Linked DNA regions of Homo sapiens: all the other regions are linked to region 4. Evidence: read pairs that join two places in POLR2A ChIA-PET (ENCODE). Cell type or tissue: HepG2. All regions are shown on one strand.

Evidence for each region. Peaks named below come from ENCODE experiments on the same cell type or tissue, not always from the same donor. Only the 100,000 strongest peaks of a DNase experiment are listed, where the experiment ranks them.
Region 1: POLR2A ChIA-PET joins it to region 4 with 5 read pairs; 5 of 35 experiments call an interaction of 5 or more read pairs at or near these places.
Region 2: POLR2A ChIA-PET joins it to region 4 with 5 read pairs; 16 of 35 experiments call an interaction of 5 or more read pairs at or near these places.
Region 3: POLR2A ChIA-PET joins it to region 4 with 5 read pairs; 4 of 35 experiments call an interaction of 5 or more read pairs at or near these places.

Annotation. Positions count from the first base shown.
Region 1 is chr7:23,404,734-23,409,733 of GRCh38, reverse strand. The region is part of intron 3 of IGF2BP3 (insulin like growth factor 2 mRNA binding protein 3); the gene reads left to right. Among named protein-coding and RNA genes, the nearest start is that of SNORD65C, 11 kb to the right of the region's middle. In HepG2, no CTCF peak of the experiment used is centred here; no DNase peak of the experiment used is centred here.
Region 2 is chr7:23,354,811-23,359,810 of GRCh38, reverse strand. All of the region lies in intron 5 of IGF2BP3 (insulin like growth factor 2 mRNA binding protein 3), which reads left to right. Among named protein-coding and RNA genes, the nearest start is that of SNORD65C, 39 kb to the left of the region's middle. RefSeq lists silencers at 1,087-1,381, 4,931-5,000. In HepG2, a CTCF peak has its summit at 1,976 (motif pointing left); DNase peaks (open chromatin) are centred at 1,400, 2,310 and 2,650; H3K4me3 peaks cover 408 bases.
Region 3 is chr7:23,376,203-23,381,202 of GRCh38, reverse strand. All of the region lies in intron 3 of IGF2BP3 (insulin like growth factor 2 mRNA binding protein 3), which reads left to right. Among named protein-coding and RNA genes, the nearest start is that of SNORD65C, 18 kb to the left of the region's middle. In HepG2, no CTCF peak of the experiment used is centred here; a DNase peak (open chromatin) is centred at 2,082.
Region 4 is chr7:23,291,913-23,296,912 of GRCh38, reverse strand. No RefSeq gene overlaps it. Among named protein-coding and RNA genes, the nearest start is that of MALSU1, 4.9 kb to the left of the region's middle. In HepG2, no CTCF peak of the experiment used is centred here; DNase peaks (open chromatin) are centred at 1,642, 2,112, 3,012 and 4,572; H3K4me3 peaks cover 1,883 bases.

The sequences.
Region 1 (5,000 bases), 110 kb before region 4:
TTAATTTTTATGTAATGTATGCTTCACAGGCTGTGGTTTTATTTTTTGCATGTAAATGTCTCATTCTAACACCAAAAATTGAAAATATTGTTCCTTTTCCATTGAATTGCCCTCACACTTTTGTTACAAATCAATTGACCATATTTGTGTGGGTCTGTTTCTGGACTCTTTTATCCCATTGATTTATGTGTCTGTCCCTTTGCTACTACACTTTCTTGGTTACGGTATCTTTATAAGTCTTAAAATTGAATAGTATTATTCCTTCAACTTTATTGTTTTTCAGAATTGTGGCTATTGTCTTTACTTTGCTTTTCCACGTGTATTTTGGAACCAGCAAGTCTATACACAAAAATTCTGCTGGGATGTTTATTGGGATTGCAATAAGTTAACAACAAAAAAACCCTTTTGGAATAATTATCAACTTTACTAAGTTGTCTTTTTATGACTGGCTTATTTCACTTAGTATGCTGTTCAACCATGTTGTAGCACAGGGGTCCCTAACCCCCAGGCCTCAGACTGGTACCATCTGTGGCCTGTTAGGAACTGGGCTGTACCACAGGAGGTGAGTGGCAAGTGAGCGAGCATTACTGCCTAAGCTTCACCTCCTGACAGATCAGTGACAGCATTAGATTCTCATAGGAATGCATACCCTATTGTGAACTGCACACGTTGAGGGATCTAGGTTGCTCACTCCTTAGGAGAATCTAATGCCTGATGATCTGAGGTGGAACAGTTTCATCCTGAAGCCATCCCCCCCATCCCCACTCTCTGTCCGTGGAAAAATTGTCTTCCATGAAACCAGTCCCTGGTGCGAAAATAGTTGGGGACCGCTGTCGTAGTATGTGTCAGAATTTTCTTTTGAAAGTTAAGTGTAGTATTCCTCTGTCTGTGTATTCTACCTTTTGTTTATTCTTCTGTCCATGGGCATATGGATTGCTTCTACCTTTTGGCTATTGTGATCAATGCCACCGTGAATGTAGGTGAATAAATATCTCTTTGAGACTCTGCTTTCAATTCTTTTGGGTATGTACCTAGAAGTGGGATTGCTGGATGTTATAGCAGTTCTTCTTTTCCTCTCCTTGAATAAACCAGTGAAAAAGATGTTATAGCAATTATGTTTTTAATTATTTCAGGAATTGCCATTACTGTTTTCCATAGCAGCTGTACTGTTTTACATTTCTACCAACAGTGCCCAAGTGTGTTCTAACTTCTCCATGTCCACTTCAACACTTGTTATTTTGTTTTGTTTTTTTTTCTAAATAGTAGGTGAATATTATTTTTTAAGTTTGGACTTCCACTTGTTTTTAGTATGTAGAAGTATTTTAAATTTTTGTGTGTTGACCTTATATCCTTTGACATTGCTAAACTTACTAGTTCTGAAAGTTTGTTTTTTATTTTTTAATAGATTGCTTGGGATTTTCTACTTAGACAATTATGTATTCAAATGGGCATAGTTTTATTCCTTTATAGTCTGTATGCCTTTTCTTTTATTGCTGTAATGTACTGTCTAGGACCTCCAATGAGAGTTGACATCCTTACCCTTCCTCAATTTTTGTGAGAAAACATTGTCTTTCATCATCACATAAAATGTTAGCTGTGGGTTTTTTGTAGATACTCTTTATCAGGTTGAAGACATTGCCTTCTGTTTCTAGTTTGTTGACAATCTATATGATGAGTGAATGTTGGATTGTTTCAAATGCTTTTTCTGCATGAATTGATATTATCATGTAGTTTTTAGGCTGTAAATGAATTACATTGACTCCCCCCCCCCCCGCCCCCCGCCCCCTGCCCCCCACAAATGTTGAACCAACCCTGCATTCCTATGATAAACTCCACTTTATTGTGGTATTTTATTCTTTTTGCTTGGTTTAATTTGCTAACATTTTTGTTGAGGACTTACTGTGTCTCTGCTCATGAAGGATATTGGTCTGTAGTTTGATGTTTTTTGTATTGCCATTGATTTTGTTATCAGGGTAACACAGCCTTAAAATGTGTTGGGAAAACATGTTTACCTTTTCTGGAAGTGATTTGCTGAATTGGTGTTATTTCTTTAAGTATTTGATAGAATTCACCTGTGAAACCACTTGAATAATTTCTCTCAGAAGTTTTTTTTTTTTTTTTTTTGGAGACAGAGTTTTGCTTTTGTTGCCCAGGCCGGAGTGCGATGGCCCAATCTTGGCTCACCACAACCTCTGCCTCCTGGTTCAAGTGATTCTCCTGCCTCGGCCTCCCAGGTAGCTGGGATTACAGACATGCGCCACCATGCCCAGCTAATTTTTGCATTTTTAGTAGAGATGGGGTTTCTCCATGTTAGTCAGGCTGGTCTCGAACTCCCAACCTGAGGTGATCCATTTGCCTCGGCCTCCCAAAGTGCTGGGATTACAGGCATGAACCACCACACCCAGCCCTTTTTTTTTTTTTCTTATGCTCAAATTCAATATCTTCAGTAATTATAGTGTTCTTCAGGTTATTTCATCTTGGGTCGTTTGTAGTGTTCAAAGAATTGGTCAATTTCATCCAAGTTGTTTCTTTTTTTCTTTTTTTTTTTTTTTAATAACTACATCATCATGGACAAGTTGCATAAAGCTTTGTAGTATTCGCTTATCCTTTAATGTCTGTGGGGTCTCTAGTGATATCTCCACTTTTTAATTCTGATACTAGTAATTTTTGTGTTCTCTCTCTTAAAATCTTCATCAGCCTTGCAGAGCTTTATCTGTTTTATTGATTTCTAATAACTTCATGATGTTGAAGCTGAATGAGCTTCTCTGTCTCCATGATTTTGAGAGGTGAAGGTGGCTGGGCTTCTGGGTCAGGTGGGGACTTGAAGAACTTTTCTGTCTAGCTAAAGGATTGTAAACACACCAGTCAGCACTCAGTTTCTAGCTAAAGGTTTGTAAACACACCAATCAGCACTCTATAAAAACGCACCAATCAGTGCTCTGTGTCTAGCTAAGGGTTTGTAAATGGACCAATCAGCACTCTGTAAAATGGACCAATCAGCAGGATGTGGGTGGGGCCAAATAAGGGAATAAAAGTTGGCCACCTGAGCCAGCAGTGGCAACCCGCCAGGGTCCCCTTCCACACTGTGGAAGCTTTGTTCTTTTGCTCTTCACAGTAAATCTTGCTGCTGCTCACTCTTTGGGTCCACACTACCTTTAAGAGCTGTAACACTCACTGCAAAGGTCTGCGGCTTCACTCCTGAAGTCAGCAAGACCACGAACCCACTGGAAGGAAGAAACTCTGGACACATCTGAACATCTGAAGGAACAAACTCCAGACACACCATCTTTAAGAACTGTAACACTCACCGTGGGAGTCCACGGCTTCATTCTTGAAGTCAGCGAGACCGAGAACCCACTGGAAGAAACCAATTCCGGACACAATTTGATTAGTATTTTGTTTCCCTGAGGCTTCCCTTTTTGATTCTCCAATCAGAAAAGCAAGGACCTTAGATACCTTGCGTGGTTGTGCACTTCCTGTAACTGTATACATGTCCAGGGCTAACGAGAGGCAAACAGACGGAAAAGAAGCAAACAGGTTCAATCCATCCCCTTGGAACTATAGCTTCTTCCCTCCATCAGTGTTTTAGATCAGTGATCCCCAACCTTTTTGGCACCAGGGACTGGTTTCGTAGAAGACAATTTTTCTTTCTTTTTTTTTTTTTTTAATCAGAAAATTTTGATCATGGCTTTTATTTCTTTGCAACAGTCGTCCAGAGGTTCTGAAGAGAACTCACCGGTTGTAGAGTCTGTGTTAATCACCCAGCATTAATATTTCCATTGCTCCATCATCATGTGTAAGCCTGTCCACAGCATTCTTCTCCAGAAGCAAACTTGCTCAACCTTTAGTTTCACATCAGTGAAGGCGAATTCTTTCACCAAGATGGACTTGTTTGTTCTCAGGAAATCCATACAGCCCTGGTTGAAGAGTTCAGAAACTCTTTTTATGCATTAAAACAATTTTTTCATGGTTGGGGAAGGGGAGTGGTTTCGGGATAGAAACTGTTCTACCTCAGATCATCAGGCATTGGTTAGAATCTCATAAGGAGTATGCAACCTAGATCCCTCGCGTGCGCAGTTCACAATAGGGTACGCACTTCCATGAGAATCTAACGCTGCCATTGCTGATCTGACAGGAGGCGGGGCTCAGGCATTTAAGCCTGCTCACCTCCTCTCACCTTCTGCTGTGCGGCCCGGTTCCCCTTTCTTGCTTCTCCAGCCTAAACTACAAGGCTTCTCCTAAGATCTGTCTGTATCCACTAACAACTTGAAAGTTTTTTGCTGCTGAGTCTAGGCTGGGGCATAGCAGAGGGAAAAAAAGAAGCAAATCACTTCAGTTTCTGTAGTACTATAGAGTTCCTAGTCTGTCTGTTATCTTTACTTTGAGTCTTCAAATTATTGTTTGATACTTTCTGTCTAGATTTTTTAACTGCTTTCAGTGGGAGAAACAAGGTGGGTGTGCTTATTGAAATTTGTCTGGATCTAGAACCTGGAACTAAAGTTTAAGTTGTTTCTTTGAATATTGTTTTTTGATGCCTTTTAAATTTCAAAAGAGGTGAATTTGAATTTTTCATTTCTCAAGAACAGAGTAACTACTCATAAGTGATTTGCTTTTTTCTTGTAGATAACCTTTGGTTGAATTGAGACTGAACAGGACTTACCCTCTTAAAAGAAATGCGTGTTCAATTTTTCCATGTGACTCAGCACTAGAGATGTGTATGCAGTGCTCATCATTTTAAATTTAAGTATATAAAAACCTTCACTTGTTGCTCTTTTCCTGTCTTTCTACCTCCAGTTTTAATGAACAAAATATACAAGGTTAAGACTGGGGAGGGCAAAGGTCTCCTGGTAGGGTTTTAGAACAGTAAACCAATTGGGAGTGACAGGGCACTATTAATGCTGTGTCTAATTTTATTATCAGCAACCAGAAAAGCAAGAGTTTTCTCAGTACTAAGGCCATCCCCACCCCCACCCCCCACTTGCCGTATTTTGATTTCCTGA
Region 2 (5,000 bases), 63 kb before region 4:
ATACCCTCAGTAGAACTGGGGATAAAAGTGAGGGCAGGGAGAAAGCAGAGGCTCCATATTGTTTTAATTTTTATTTATTTTGAGGCTGGGTTATGAGACTGGCAGTCTTTTTTTTTGTATTTTTTTTGTAGACATGGGGTTTCACCATGTTGCCCAGGCTGGTCTTGAACTCGTGGGCTCAAGCGATCTGCCCATCTCAGCCTCCCAAAATGCTGGGATTACAGGCATGAGCCGCTGCACCCGGCCATGTTTTACTTTACAAAGATTTATACTGAATACTTGGTAGAGCCAAGTCCCTGTTGGAAAATATAGGATGATGTGATAAACCCAAGGATATTTGGAGATTGTCAGAGACCTGTTGTTGTGGCCTTATTTGAAAACTTAAATTAGCTAAAGGGAAACAAAATGCTTATTTAATAGTTAATTAGTTGAATGGGAGAACATAAGTTGGAGACATAAGCTATGTAGATTTGAAGAGGCATAAGATGAACTTTGGTAGGGATAAAGTAATTGACATTTTAGCCTTCCTCCTTTAAAAACAAAAAAACAAAGCATTAAGACTGCAAGCACAGGAAAGGTAGACTGGCTAGTCAAGGCAGAATTATTGCTGAAAAGAATCCTAACCACGACAGCAAACTGAATGTAGACACACTGGTGTTCTCAAAATTCTTTAGCGTAGTTGTTAAGAGATTGGTAGGCTTCTGTTGATCCCAAGGAGGAAGGAAAAGGCTGTTAAGAATTGTATAATTTAGTAATTAGGTAACTTAAATAAATTAGGCATTTTGATTAGGGAAGTAGTCTTCATGTCCTTTGTTCTAATATTCAGTCAGTTAACATTTATTAAATACTAAATACTGACCAAAAGTTGCCAATAAGAATATTTGGAGAGGGACTACCTAATTTTAGTTCCTCCCTGTCAAGCGGCCTTATAAGAGTATTGTTCTCACTCCCTCTGCAAGAATTCAAAGATTGAGAAAATTAGAAAGCAATGAGGTATTTTTAAAAGTTAATCTAAGGAGTGGAAAACTCAGTTTTGTGTTACAGTGGTAAAAAAATTATCAGTTTTCTAATAAGCTTTTAAAAGGGATATGGAATATGTTTTCATTCTGTGAGGAGAATTAATTTTATTTGAGAGGCATTGGGTGTAGCAGAGAAAGCGTAAACACCAAAGTCAGGTAGCCCTGACTTAGTAACCTTGACTTCTGAGCTTTGGTTTTCTCAGCTACAAAGTGAAGATTAAAGAGAAACAAATATTTGTGCATATATGCATGTATTTATAGTTTAACCCACTGGTTCTGGGCTGCTTGGAGCAGTTTGAAGTGGCTTGAGCCTGGACTTCCAATGAACCCCATAGGCCTGCTCCATGGGTTCCAAACATGACAGCCTGCTGCCTAAACCAACCTGGTGTCATTTCTCCATGTTTCTCGGTAGCCACCCAAAGCTCAATCTTTAGGTGAAAGGGCTATGCTGGTAATTCTCAGTTTTCTCTTTGTAACATCTGTTGTTTGGAAGGCTATGTGACCTTGATGTACTTGTGAAAGTATGAGTGAGCTTGGAGGTTAAGAGTTCAATTCCAGAGCCCAGTTGCATGGAACAGACTGTGTGCCACCACTTTTCTAGCTGACTTTGGTCAAGTTAATCTGTTATGGTTCAGCCCCATTTCTAAAATGGGAATAACTGTAGTCTTTAGCTAATGAGGCTACTGAGAAAAACTAAGATAATGCCTCCAAAACATGTTTCATAATACCTGTAAGGTAGAGCTCAAAAGTTAGCAGCTATTATGTATTTTTCCAACATGTTTGATTGCTGCTTCTGCTCCCCTGTTATTGTTTGGTATACTTCATTTCCAGTGATGGCTGGTCACTGATGCTGAGGAGCCAGGCAGCTAGTTTTAACGTGGTTGTAGCTGCCTCTGTTAGTTAAAGCTCTATGAATGTCACTTAAGAAGAGTCCTCAAATACGGCTGTATCTTTAAGACAGAACTTAACGTGGAAATTCCTGCCACCTTGTGGCTAAAATAAATCAAAGGTTAATAGTACACATATTTTAGAAAATATTAATACATGTGTTCATTTTAGGCTTAAGTCTTGAATTATTAAAATAAAAATTTGACAAGTTTAAATTTCATTTCATTAGTTTCATTAAAAATGGAAGTATGTGTTTAGTGAATGCACCTTTTCTTGTTCCTCAGAGCGAGAGAGGCTCACCTATTTCCTTCCCTCTTCCAGAGATGTTGAGATAAGCCAGTCAAGGACAGACATTACTCATGAGAGGATTTGTCATGTGTGACAAAGAAATAACCCCCTAGAAAATGTGTAGACATTGAGTTCTTATACTTTCTTTTGTTTGGGGTTATCCTGATGTTTATTTTTGTTAGGGAATAGGAATGTTTATTCATACTTTGAAACTTCAATCATTCTGAGGCAGGAGAATTGCTTGAACCTGGGAGGTGGAGGTTGCAGTGAGCCAAGATTGCGCCATTGCACTCCAGCCTGGGCAACAAGAGCAAAACTCCGTCTCAAAAAAAAAAAAAAGAAAGAAACTATCATTGCAGTTCCTTTGTATCATTGTGAAGATCTGTATAAGGTAAATATGGTTATGTTTAGAAGTGTTTGAAGCAACTTGGCCAGTGGCTAAAGGTAAGAAAATTCCCATTTAAACTTTAACAATTATGTAAATAAAAGATTTATTTTGGAAAAAGAAATAAAGCAGTGAGACAAAGGGATTTTTTGCCATTCAGGGATAACCACTGTTAAATTTGCCATAGAGTTTTGTAGACTTTGTCCCATGCATTATAACTTTCAGAATTACAAAGATCATTCTGCAGAGTTTTGTGGGTTTTTCATTCAGTGTATTTATACTGATTCTAATCTCTGCATAGTGTTGGATCCTCACCACAGTTTCCTATCCCGTCTTCTGTTGTGTGTCATCTAGGGTATTTGCCCATACCGTTTTGTTTTGTTTTGTTTTTAGAACCAATTTAGTCATGAAGCCTTACATTTGGGCTTCATCCATATTTATTGCATTACGGTACATCCTTAAAATCATATTACCCAGGCTTTCAATAATGATTGCCAAATTGTCAACCTCTTATTCTTGATACAAGGAGATAATTGAATTTATGACTTTTCAATAATGGGTTAAACCTCATTTTGTGAGGACCCTGTATTATATACAGGGTGATATCTGGGAATAAAAAAGAAGAGATTTTTAGACATGGAATTTTATTTATTTTAGTATTATTTTTTGAGACAGGTTCTCATTCTGTTGCCCAGGCAGACTTGGGAGTGCAGTGGCACAATCATGGCTTAATGTAGCCTCAACCTCCTGGGCTCAACCAGTCCTCCCACCTCAGCCTCCCAAGTAGCTGGGACTACAGGCATGTGCCACTACACCCAGCTAATTTTTTTTTTTTTGTAGAGGCAGGGTCTCACTGTGTTGCCGAGGCTGATCTCAAACTGCGGGGCTCAAGTGATCCTCCCTCCTTGGCCTCCCAGAGTGCTAGAATTAGAGGTGTGAGCTCCTGCACCCAGCCAGGCATGAAATTTTAGAGCTGAAAGGGACCATGAATCTAATCTTTTAGTTTTATAGGGAGATGGCTAATGCCAAAAAGGAAAATGACCTTTGGAGGATAACGTGGTTATTTAATGTTCAAGCTGGACTAGAATTCTGGTCTCTAGTCCGTATTCTTTTTCCACTATTCAGATCTGTATGTGTGGACTCCTGGGTACGTTTAACTTGTCTGGGTCTCATTTCTTCTCCTTTTTTCTTTCTCTTTCCCCCTCTTCCTCAAGTTGAACTATTTATTGTCTCTATTGAGGCCCATTCAGCTCTAAATTGTGATCTACCCCAATGAACAATTTTTTTTTTTTTTTTTGGAGACAAAGTCTCATTTCATCACCTAGGCTGGGGTGCAGTGGGGCAATCTTGGCTCACTGCAACCTCCGCCTCCCAGATTCAAGCAATTCTCATGCCTCAGCCTTCCAAGTAGCTGGAATTATAGGCTCACGCCACCATGCCTGGCTAATTTTTGTACTTTTAGTAGAGACAGAGTTTTGTCATATTGTCCAAGCTGGTCTTGAACTCCTGACCTCAAGTGATCCACCCATCTTGGTCTCCCGAAGTGTTGGGATTACAGGCATGAGCCACTGCACCTGGCCCCAGTAAACTTCTTATCAATACATTTAAATTCTACCAACTGGCAAAATTACTCATCATCTTCTCAGCGACCCTTAAAATAGCACCAAGAGCAAAGAGTTAAGTAATGATGACAGGATCCTGGTCTGGCGCTGTGGCTCACACTTGTAATCCAAGCACTTTGGGAGGCTGAGGCAGGTAGATCACTTGAGGTCAGGAGTTCGAGACCAGCCTGACCAACATGGTGAAACCCCGTCTCTAGTTAAAAGAAAAAAAAATACAAAATTAGCTGGGTGTGGTGGTACACGCCTGTAATCCCAGCTACTTGGGAGGAGGAAGGAGAATTGCTCAAACCAAGGAGGTGGAGGTTGCAGCAGTGAGCCGAGATCGCGTCATTGCGCTCCAGCCTGGGCAAAAAAGTGAGACTCTGTCTCAAAAAAAAAAAAAATAAAAATAAAAAGACAAAACCAGGCTCCTGAGTAATATACATGTTGGATAAACATCTTTAAGTTCTGTTTAACTGAATACATATGTGTCAAATAATTATGACAGTCGTTCATCTCATGTCTTGCATCTACGGTGGGTTTGGTGAAAATACTAAAATTTTTTTTCCTCGTGAACTCAGCAGATCACCATATGACATAGATGAATAACAAACTTTGTGCCTAGAAAGATTCTAGTAGTTGACTTAAATTCAGTAATTTAGGAGCTGCAATCATGAGAAAGCCGCCATTCTGCATGTTAGGTTCCTCCTGTACCTTTTCAGCTGTGTCTGACTGTGGATGGAGCACTGTGGTTTGAGGGGTTAGGAACTCTGCTTAGATGGCAATTAGACAGTCAGGTACACACAGTAGTGGCTGTCT
Region 3 (5,000 bases), 84 kb before region 4:
TGTGTGAAGAATCCAGTGTGTTTGGTGGCTGATTACTGTGTGGATATAGAGACTTCTGGGAGGAGGGATTTCTCCATTGCTGTGTGGGAGTCCCAAAGTCTATAGCTCTGTGCTAGGGCCTGTTCTAGATACAGCTGTGAAGTTGAGTCTGATTTAGACATGGACAAGTGAATGGCCTTCCACAGTAAAAACAAGCCCCTGGGTTAGGTTGGAGGTGGGTGCTTACTATGGAAGATGGGAGAGAGGTGTATTAATTTATCAGGGCTGCTGTAACTAATTTCCACAAACTGGGAAGCTTAAAACCTAGTTCTGGAAACCAGAAGTCTGCCATCGGGTGCTGGCAAGACTTCCTCCTAGCCTCTAGTGGCTGTGCCCAATCTTTGCTGTTCCTTGGCTTGTAGCTGCATCATCCCAGTCTCTGCCTTTGTAGTCACGTTGTGTTCTCCCTGTGTGTGTCCGTCCAAATTTCCCTCTTAAAAGGATATTAGTCATTGGATTAGAGCTATATTCAGAGGTACTGGTGAATTTTTAAAGGGCGCTATTCATCCCAGTACAGGGAGTTAACCAAGACTGGGGTGATCAGGGATTGTGTCCTAGAAGTAAGAAGACATAGTGTGTTCTAGTTTAAAGGTAGTTAGTAGGGAATCAGTTGGGAGTGGATGAGAGTAATGTATGACAGTCTTGAACCATATTAAATTGCATGGATGCCACTCATCGGCCAAGAAGCATGGTGGGCAGTAGGCCGGGCACGGTGGCTCATGCCTGTAACCCCAGCACTTTGGGAGGCCGAAGCGGATGGATCACGAGGTCAGGAGATCGAGACCATCCTGGCTAGCACAGTGAAACCCCGTCTCTACTAAAAAATACAAAAAATTAGCTGGGCACGGTGGCAGGCACTTGTAGTCCTAGTACTCGGGAGGCTGAGGCAGGAGAATGGCGTGAACCCGGGAGGCGGAGGTTGCAGTGAGCTGAGATCGTGCCACTGCTCTCCAGCCTGGGCAACAGAGCGAGACTCCATCTCAAAAAAAAAAAAAAAAAAAAAAAAGAGGCATAGTGGGCAGTCTCCACGGTTTTTACCTCAAAATTCACAGTGCAGTGGGTATTCTTTTGTATTCACGGCTGAACATTAATTTTGAAATAGCCTTTTTATATTTAAAGACATTACCAAGTTACGACTTTCCCAACCCATCTTAGAAGTTGACATTCAAATTCTCTGCATCCCCTGACCTCTCACCAGTTAGCTGACCATGGCTTGACCTCTCAAGTGCACCTGTGTAAGACTTCACTCGTTAACAATAAGAGATGCATGGAATTGCCCCGTGTATAGCCAGTGCATGGATGTATATTTTGTAGGGACCAAATATAAGCTATAAGAGCATATAGGTTCCAAACCAAGTATGGACTGGGAGTGGCGAGTTGCAGACACAACTCTGGAATCCTGCTGTTGAGGACAGAAGCAGGCACATGGGGAGGAGCAGTTTGAAGACTAGAAAATTGAGATTTTGTTTTGTAGTATCTTTAAACTCCAGGTGAACTTGGTTGGTGAATAGAGCTTCTGTGAGGGCAATTTACTGTTTTATAGAATTGATTTCCTAAAAGATTTGCCATTAACTGAACTGTCTTCTGCTAACCATAACTTCTCCTTGATTATTAATGGACCCCTGTTACTCATTAAAACCTTTAAAATTACTTGAGAATGCCTGCTTCTAGTCCCAGTTCATTCGCAATAGGTGCTATCCAAATTGGTACCCAAATATTTTCTAAACAACATGAAGTGGAATCACATCTGAGGGGTAGGATCTGAGTGAAAAGTTGGATTAATAGAATTCTGGACCAAAAGCAGTACTTGTGGACTTAAGCAGTTTTTTAACTACAGCAGATATAAGAGAACATGGCTGGGATCAAAAAATGCCTTTATCTTGAATACACACTAGCTGAGACAGAGCAACAGTGGGTGTGGGGAAACCTTGGTTTGCCTTGTAGAACTACCTGCTCCACCCCACCAATAAATTTCAAAAGGAAAAAATTTCAAAGACATTTGTAACACTGATAATTTGTCCACCCATTGTTCAAAAGCAGCTGAACTTATTATGAAACACATGTCCATCATAGGAAACAAATGCTAATGGAGGGAGGGACTCCACTAGTCCGCTTTCTTCCATAGAACTCTGACCTTGTCCTAGCAGTGTGTTCAATATGCCACAATGAGTTGGTGTGGTAAGCATCTTTTTTTCCTCTGCTTGGTCTCCAAATAATTCATACATTTGGTTCTGCTCATTCAATTGTGTTTCTCCAGTACTCTTCCGGGGGAGCCTTACGAATAGAAGAGAAGGCCAGGCACGGTGGCTCACACCTGTAATCCCAGCACTTTGGGAGGCCATGGTGGGTGAATCACGAGGTCAAGAGATTGAGACCATCCTGGCCAACATGGTGAAACCCCGTCTCTACTAAAAATACAAAAATTAGCTGGGCATGGTGGCGTGCACCTGTAGTCCCAGCTACTCGGGAGGCTGAGGCAGGAGAATGGCTTGAACCTGGGAGGCGGAGGTGGCAGTAAGCCAAGATCATGCCACTGCACTCCAGCCTGGCGACAGAGCGAGACTCTGTCTCAAAAAAAAAAAAAAAAAAAAAAACAAGCAAAAATTAGCCTGGCATGGTGGTGCACGCCCATAATCCCAGCTACTTAGGAGGCTGAAACAGGAGAATTGCTTGAACCTGGGAGGCAGAGGTTACAGTGAGCCAAGATCATACCACTACACTCCAGCCTGGGAGACAGAGCGAGACTCTGTCTCAAAAAAAAACCAAGAAGAGAAATGTCTATTTTCCTGGCATTTTTTTTTTTTTGAAAACTATCTAAAGGCCAGTGTAATTCAGATTTGATATTTGTTTTCATTTTCTTCCTGATTCTAAAATTATATACTCCTTGTAGAAAACTTGAAAAGTGAAAAGAAAAAGTCTTTCTCCCAATGGCAACATTATTCCGTGACTAATAGTTCAGTTTAATGATTAGGCATTTTTCAACATCGTTGGGTCTTGCATGTATAATTTTATATCCTGTTTTAAACATTTTTAATTTTTTTAAAAATCGAACTATATTTGATGTCATAAAATTCACCTTTCTGAAGCATACAATTCAGTGGTTTTTAGTATAGTCTAAAGGTTTGGAAGTATCACCACTAATCTTAAGACATTTTAATTACTCCCAAAAGTAACCCTATAGCCATTAACAGTCACTTGCCCCTCCTATCTTCCAGTCTCCTCCCAGGCCCTAGAAACCACTAATCTACTTTCTGAGTCTCTAGCTTTGCCTATTGTGGACATTTAATATAAAAGGAATCATATATATGTGGCCTTTTATGTCTGGCTTCCTTCACTTAGCATAATATTTTCAAGGTGCAGCCAGATTTTAGTAGGTACTTCATTCCTTTTTATGGCTGGGTAATAATTATTGTGTGAATATACCACTTACTGTTTATCCATCCAGCAGCTGATGGACATTTAGGTTGTTTCCATTGAATGATGCTGCTCTGAACACTGGTGTACATGTTTTTGTGTAAACATAGATTTTCAGTTCTTTTGGGTGTATACCCAGGAATGGAATTGCTAGATCATATGGTAACTTTTTGAAGAACAACCAGACAGTTTTCCAAAGAGGCTGTACCATTTTACATTCCCACCAACGATGTCTGAGGGTTCCAGTTTCCCTATATCCTTTGCCTAAACACTTGTTATTATTTGTCTTTTCAATTATAGCCATCCTAGTGGGTGTGAAGCGATAAGTCACTTTAGTTTGATTTCTGTTACCCTACTGACTAATGATGTCGAGCATTGTTTCATGTGCTTATTAGTCATCTGTATATCTTCTTTGAGGAAATGTCTATTCACTTCCTCTGCATAAAAAAATGGGTTATTTGGCCTTTTAGTGTTGAGTTTTAAGAGTTCTTTGTATATGCTAGATGTAAGTCCCTTATCAGATATATGATTTGCAAATATTTTCTCCCATTATCTATGTCTTTGCACTTTCTTGATAGTGTTCTTTGAAGCACAAAGGTTTTATTTTTTTGTTCTTTTCTTTTTAGCACAGTTTTTTTTTTAAATTTTGTCATAAACATTATGTAATTGGACTCCTTAAGTTTATAATGGATGTTTTTTCTGTTCTATGTGTAACTGGTAATTTACTTAACCATTCCTCATGTTTAACCATTACCACAGTTGTGAACATATCTGTGGATGAATTTACACCCACATTCCTGCTGATTTCTTTAGTGACAATTGAACAGAAATAAAATTAGCAGGTCAAAGATTAGCAATCTTTCAAGGTTTTTTTATTTAGTTAGTTAATTTTGGTCTTTGAGACAGGTTTCGCTGTGTTGCCCACGCTGATCTTGGCTCATTGCAGCCTCCGCCTTCTGGGCCAAGCCAACCTCCTGCCTCAGCCTGTCGTGTAGCTGGGACTACAGGCATGCACCACCATTCCCAGGTAATTTTTTGTATTTTTTGTAGAGATGGGGTCTTGCCATGTTGCCCAAAATGGTCTTGAATTGCTGGACTCAAGCGATCCGCCTGCCTCGGGCCTCCCAAAGTGTTGGGATTATAGGTGTGAGCCACCGTGCCCAGCCTCAAGGCTTTTTCTTTCTTTCTTTCTTTTTTTTTTTTTTTTTTCTTTGGGAGATGGAGCCTTACTCTGTTGCCCAGGCTAAAGTGCAGTGGTGTGATCTTGGCTCACTGCAAGTTTTGCTTTCCCGGTTCAAGCCATTCTCCTGCCTCAGCCACCCGAGTAGCTGGGATTACAGGTGCCCGCCACCATGCCCGGCTAATTTTTGTATTTTTAGTAGAGATAGGGTCTCCAAACTCCGGACCTCAGGTGATCCGCCTGCCTTGGCCTCTCAAAGTGCTGGGATTACAGGCGTGAGCCACCGCGCCTGGCCTCAAGGCTTTTTTTAATTGCTAAATTTATTTTGAGAAATATCTCAAGTAACACTCCTCCCAGCAGAGTTTAA
Region 4 (5,000 bases):
CACAGAGTCTCGAAAAATTGGATAAAATATGCAGCACAAATTATATACCATAGTGCTTGGCATGTAGTAATCATATGGAAATTAGTATCTGTCTACAAATTGACCTCATGGAGAGGAAATGGCTTGAACCCAGTCATTATGATAAAGCCCATCAGAAAAAGACAACCAGGAACACGTGTGGTCAAAGTTTTTTTTTTTCCTGAGACGGAGTCTCGCTCTGTCACGCAGGCTGGAGTGCAGTGGTGCAATCTCAGCTCACTGCAACCTCCGCCTCCCGGGTTCAAGCAATTCTTCTGTCTCAGCCTCCTGAGTAGCTAAGATTATAGGCGTGCACCACCACGCCTGGCTAATTTTTTTGTATGTTTAATAGAGACGGGGTTTCGCCACGTTGGCCAGGCTAGGCTCGAACTCCTGACCTTGTGATCCTCCCATCTTGGCCTCCCAAAGTGCTGGGATTACAGGTGTGAGCCACCGCACCTGGCCCAAAGTTAGTTTTATTAACTCGCTGTAGCAAGGGAGACTGCATGCTATGGAGGACAGAGGAGCAGCTCAGGAAGAGGGACTAGAAGGGGCTTTGTTTAGGGCTCGTGCTTATGCTCAGTGAGTCTAAGGAGAGATCAGAGGAAGTGGTGTCAGCTGTGGACTGGGTGCTGTCCTGAAGCAAGGGAAGTTTAGGAATTTTTCTCAGTAATCTTTGTTCAGGAGACAGGAGAATGTTCACAGGGGCTGGAGATGTTATTGGTCAGTCACTCACAAGAGTCGTGTGGTCTGGGGAGAATCATGTCCTATTAAAAACATTATTTTAGGCTTCACTAGGAACATCACATTCTGATTAGCAGCAGGGCTGAGAAACAGACTCAGGGTCCTTGTTCCTTAGAACTATAAAAGTTAAGATAAATGTGGAGTGCTGGCCCTTGGGGAGGATTGATGCTGAAGCTGTGTCTTTGTGTGGAATGATGTGAAATGACCCCCATGCGGAGTCTTCAGGCAAGACCGGGATGTTCCATTCTCACTGAAATGATTCCAAACAACAGTTTCTCATCATCTGTGATTTCAGAGACAAGGTTTGCCAGCACTATGCATGTCCTTAATGTTAATTACCAAAATCCATTTTTACAGGTCATATTTCCTGAGGAAAATTAGAGAGGTTCTCAGAAATGCAAAATGCCCCTCTTTCCCCCAAAACTGCCATCTACTCATGGGCTTGGACATTGTTTTCAGACATTGGTTGCTTAGTAAAGGCAGAATCAGAAGTGGGGGTGGTTTGATAATCACTACCTTTGGGGTACTGAGCCAGAGGATTGAAGCCAAAAGCAACTTCCTGAGTCAGGAATTATAAATTAACTACAGTCCATTAGTACAAGGACTTCCCTATTACAGACCCTAATTACATCCCTGGTGTGGTAATTTGGGAGCCTCCTGTTTGCTGTGTTAGCAGCAGAGCCAAAAGGTTCCCAAATTTGTGTCCTGGGGCTTCATGGGAAGGTGAGAAGCTGCAGTCACAAACACTTTCTCTGCAGCTAGCCTCAGGGGCTGGGGAGAAGGTAGGGGCCTACTTTGGGAGATGACACCACACAGACCTCAGGATCTTGCTTCAGAGAAATACAGAGCAGGCTGGGCCAAAGGCCCAAGGGCTAAACTAGGGAGAGATTGCGCAAGCTTCCTGATGTGCCCATACTGGACCATAGGGACCTTAACATCACACATTACGGGACTGGCACATAGTGTATAAATGACTACGTTTATATAATTTTGATACTGGGAAGCTTATCACTCTGACCTCTGCTTACTCAATGCATGAATTTATTATGCATCTGTGTTTCTTAAGCTGTGGACCATGAACCCCCTTTTGACAGCAGAGGACCCTCAAATCCACATGTGCATCAAACATTGTCTTTGGGCCAAATAAATGTGTCCCTCACAGCAAATAGGTGTAGATGGTATTGCAATTCAATAAAAATTTAAAAGTGTGGCTTTGTTTCAAGTAGCTCTTTGTCATGCATGTACTGAATGATTTTTTTTTTTTTTTGAGACAGGATCTCTTTGTCACCCAGGCTGGAGGGCAGTGACATGATCATAGCTCACTTAACTTTGAACTCCTGGGCTCAAGCAATTCTCTTGCCTCAGCCTCCTGAGCAGCTGGGACTACAGGCATATGCCACCATGCCTGGCTAATTTTTAACTTTTTGTAGAGACACAGCCTTGCTACGTTGCCCAGGTTGGTCTCAAACTCCTGTCCTCAAGGAATCCTCCTGCCTTGGCCTCCCAAAGCACTGGGATTACAGGCACCATGCCGAGCTCAATAACAGACATTTAAAGAGCCATACATTTTACGACAAAAGTTCATTATAACTAAAATGTTGGAATCACTGCTCACCCTGCAGCCTCAGCTTACCCTTCCCATCATCATAGGACAGCTCATTCCACCACCAGGCAGCTGTAGCTGTTGGTGAATATTCCCACCTCATGTAAACTTAATCCTTTTTCCTGGATTTCCACTGCCTTTGTACTGGTTCTGCCCTCCAGAGACCTTGCAGAAGGAAGGGCCAGGATTAAAATGACCTCTCTTATAATGTTATAAATACTATGGATTTGTATATTTATATTTTTAAAATTATTTTGTCCCCCACTTTGTAAATATCCTCATTGGAAGGAAGACAAAATCCTTTTCAAGAGAAGACAAACAGGGACTTTGTATTTTATAAACCTAGGAGTAAGGTACTAGCTCTCTGCACCCCAAACTCCCCTGGGGCTGTGGGGTTCGTATTGTCTGTCCCACTCAGATGTTCTGTGTGGGTTTGCCAGGCATGTCTTCCGGGCTTGTAAGGGCAGGGAGAGCAGCCTGGGGTGGGCACCGAGGCCTGCGATGAGATGAGCTGTTGGCTTCTCAGGGCACCGAGCCTGTGGTTTGCAAGCGTCCCAGAGCACTGCTTGCAGCCTCTCCCATAGGAGGTTCCCATGTGAGGAGGCCGCTCCTCCACCATTTGCCTAGTCTATTTGTGGAACCAAAGTGCAGGCTGTGACTCCCATCCCTTGCAGCATTGTTTCCTCAGCTTTCACAGCCGTTGTTTGTTCTGAAGCTGTGCCTCTGAACACTCACATTGGCCCCTTGGATTACTGGGCCCTGTCACAGAGCCAGACTGTTTTTCCCACAGCCTCAGAAATTGGTATTGGGGTCCCCTCTTGTCACCCCGATGTTGGTAGGTGGGCTTTGCAGGTTGTGGGTCACTCTGCGTAGACTTGTGATTCACCCTCCCAAGGAGCCTCACCAAGGTTCAAGTGAACATTCTGTGCCAGGCGCTGGACTAAGGCCAGAGAGAGGAAAGATGAATAAAACATTGTCTCAGCTGGGCGTGGTGGCTCACGCCTATAATCCCAGCACCTTCAGAGGCCGAGGTGGGTGGATCACTTGAGGTCAGGAGTTCGAGACCAGCCTGGCCAATACTAAAAATACAAAAAATTAGCCAGGCATGGTGGCAGGTGCCTGTGATCCCAGCTACTCAAGAGGTTGAGGCAGGAGAAACACTTGAACCCAGGAGGCGGAGGTTGCAGTGAGGTGAGATCACACCATTGCATTCCAGCCTGGGCAACAAGAGCAAAACTCCGTCTCAAAATAAACAAATAAATAAATAAATAAAAAACAAAACATAGTATCTGTACCCAGGGAGCTCCCAGAGAGTAGGAGAGATGATGATTAAATGTCATCAATACCGTGTAATTGTGTTTGAAAGAGGAGAGCCCACCTGCTGTGGTACACAGCAGCAATTCTCCCCCAGAGCTGGAAAAGTCTCTGCAGGGAGGTGCTATTTGAACAGACCTGGGTCTTGAGGCAGAGGTAAGGAGAGTGGACTACAGGGCCCCAAATTAGCCAACTTCAGGGGGCCCCTTTCACAATGGACTTGGGGGGAATGGAAACCCCTAAAGGGATGCAACTTGGAGGTGCTGTGAGGTGATGTTACAGGCCAGGAGAATACCACAGTGACGGTATCAACCCCTGGAGAAGCCCATGGGTTTTTACTGCCATATCTACCACAGCCTGTGAAGTGTTTTGTCCCCAGAGCTGAACTGTGATATTAAGTATTGATTCACAGGTGCGACACGGCCTCACTCCCCACTATGTCATAAGACCAGACCTTGGGTTGTTTTCTTTCTGCCAAAACCTGATTTCTAAAGGGCCTCCGATTTCTTTTGATCAGCTCTGCTGACAATCCAGTAAAACTTCTGCTTTTCATTTTCTTATCCCAGTTTTATGAGGTTCCTCCATTTTGGAATTATTGTGAGATTTGAGGCATTGTGATTAACGGGTGAGGGGAACCTCTGGCTGCTGAACTCTAGAGGGCTGGGCAAAAGAAACAAAGCCTGCCTCCTCTGCCAGTGCGTTTTGGGGAGCTTGTGGTTTGGGGGCAAGTCCCTTGAAGGAACACTTCCACCACAGTAGGGAGCCCCAAGTTCTAGGAAGGCAGGTCAGAGTGATTAATTCCACCTAGGGGGGTGAGGGAACACCTCACAGAGCAGGTCAAGCTGGAACTTTGGCCTTGGACTTTACTACTCCAAACTTTTTGGTCACACTTCAGGAAAGCATCTGACAATAGACATTCATTCCCAAACAGTTGTGGCCAATCAATTCTCCTATCTGCCTGGTGGTTTCACAAATCCAAACTGCAAAGAAATTCTGAGAAGTGTAGCTAATGAGTTCAGGAACACTACAGGCTGATCCATATTCAGCCTTATTAAAATATCAAGAGGCTGCCTTAGCTTCCTGGGAAAAGGTCCAAGCCTGAGTCCTAGTGAGGTGTGAGTGGCTTCCAAGGACACGCCTTTCTTTCCCTTTCTTTCCTTTTTCTTTCTTTCCTGTTCCTTTTTTTCTTTCCTTTTCCTTTTTTTCTTTCCTTTTCCTTTCTTTCCTTTCAAGAAAGAGTCCTGCTCTGTCGCCCAGGCTGGAATGCCATGGCATGATCTCGGCTCACTGCAACCTCCGCCTCCCAGGTTCAAGTGATTCT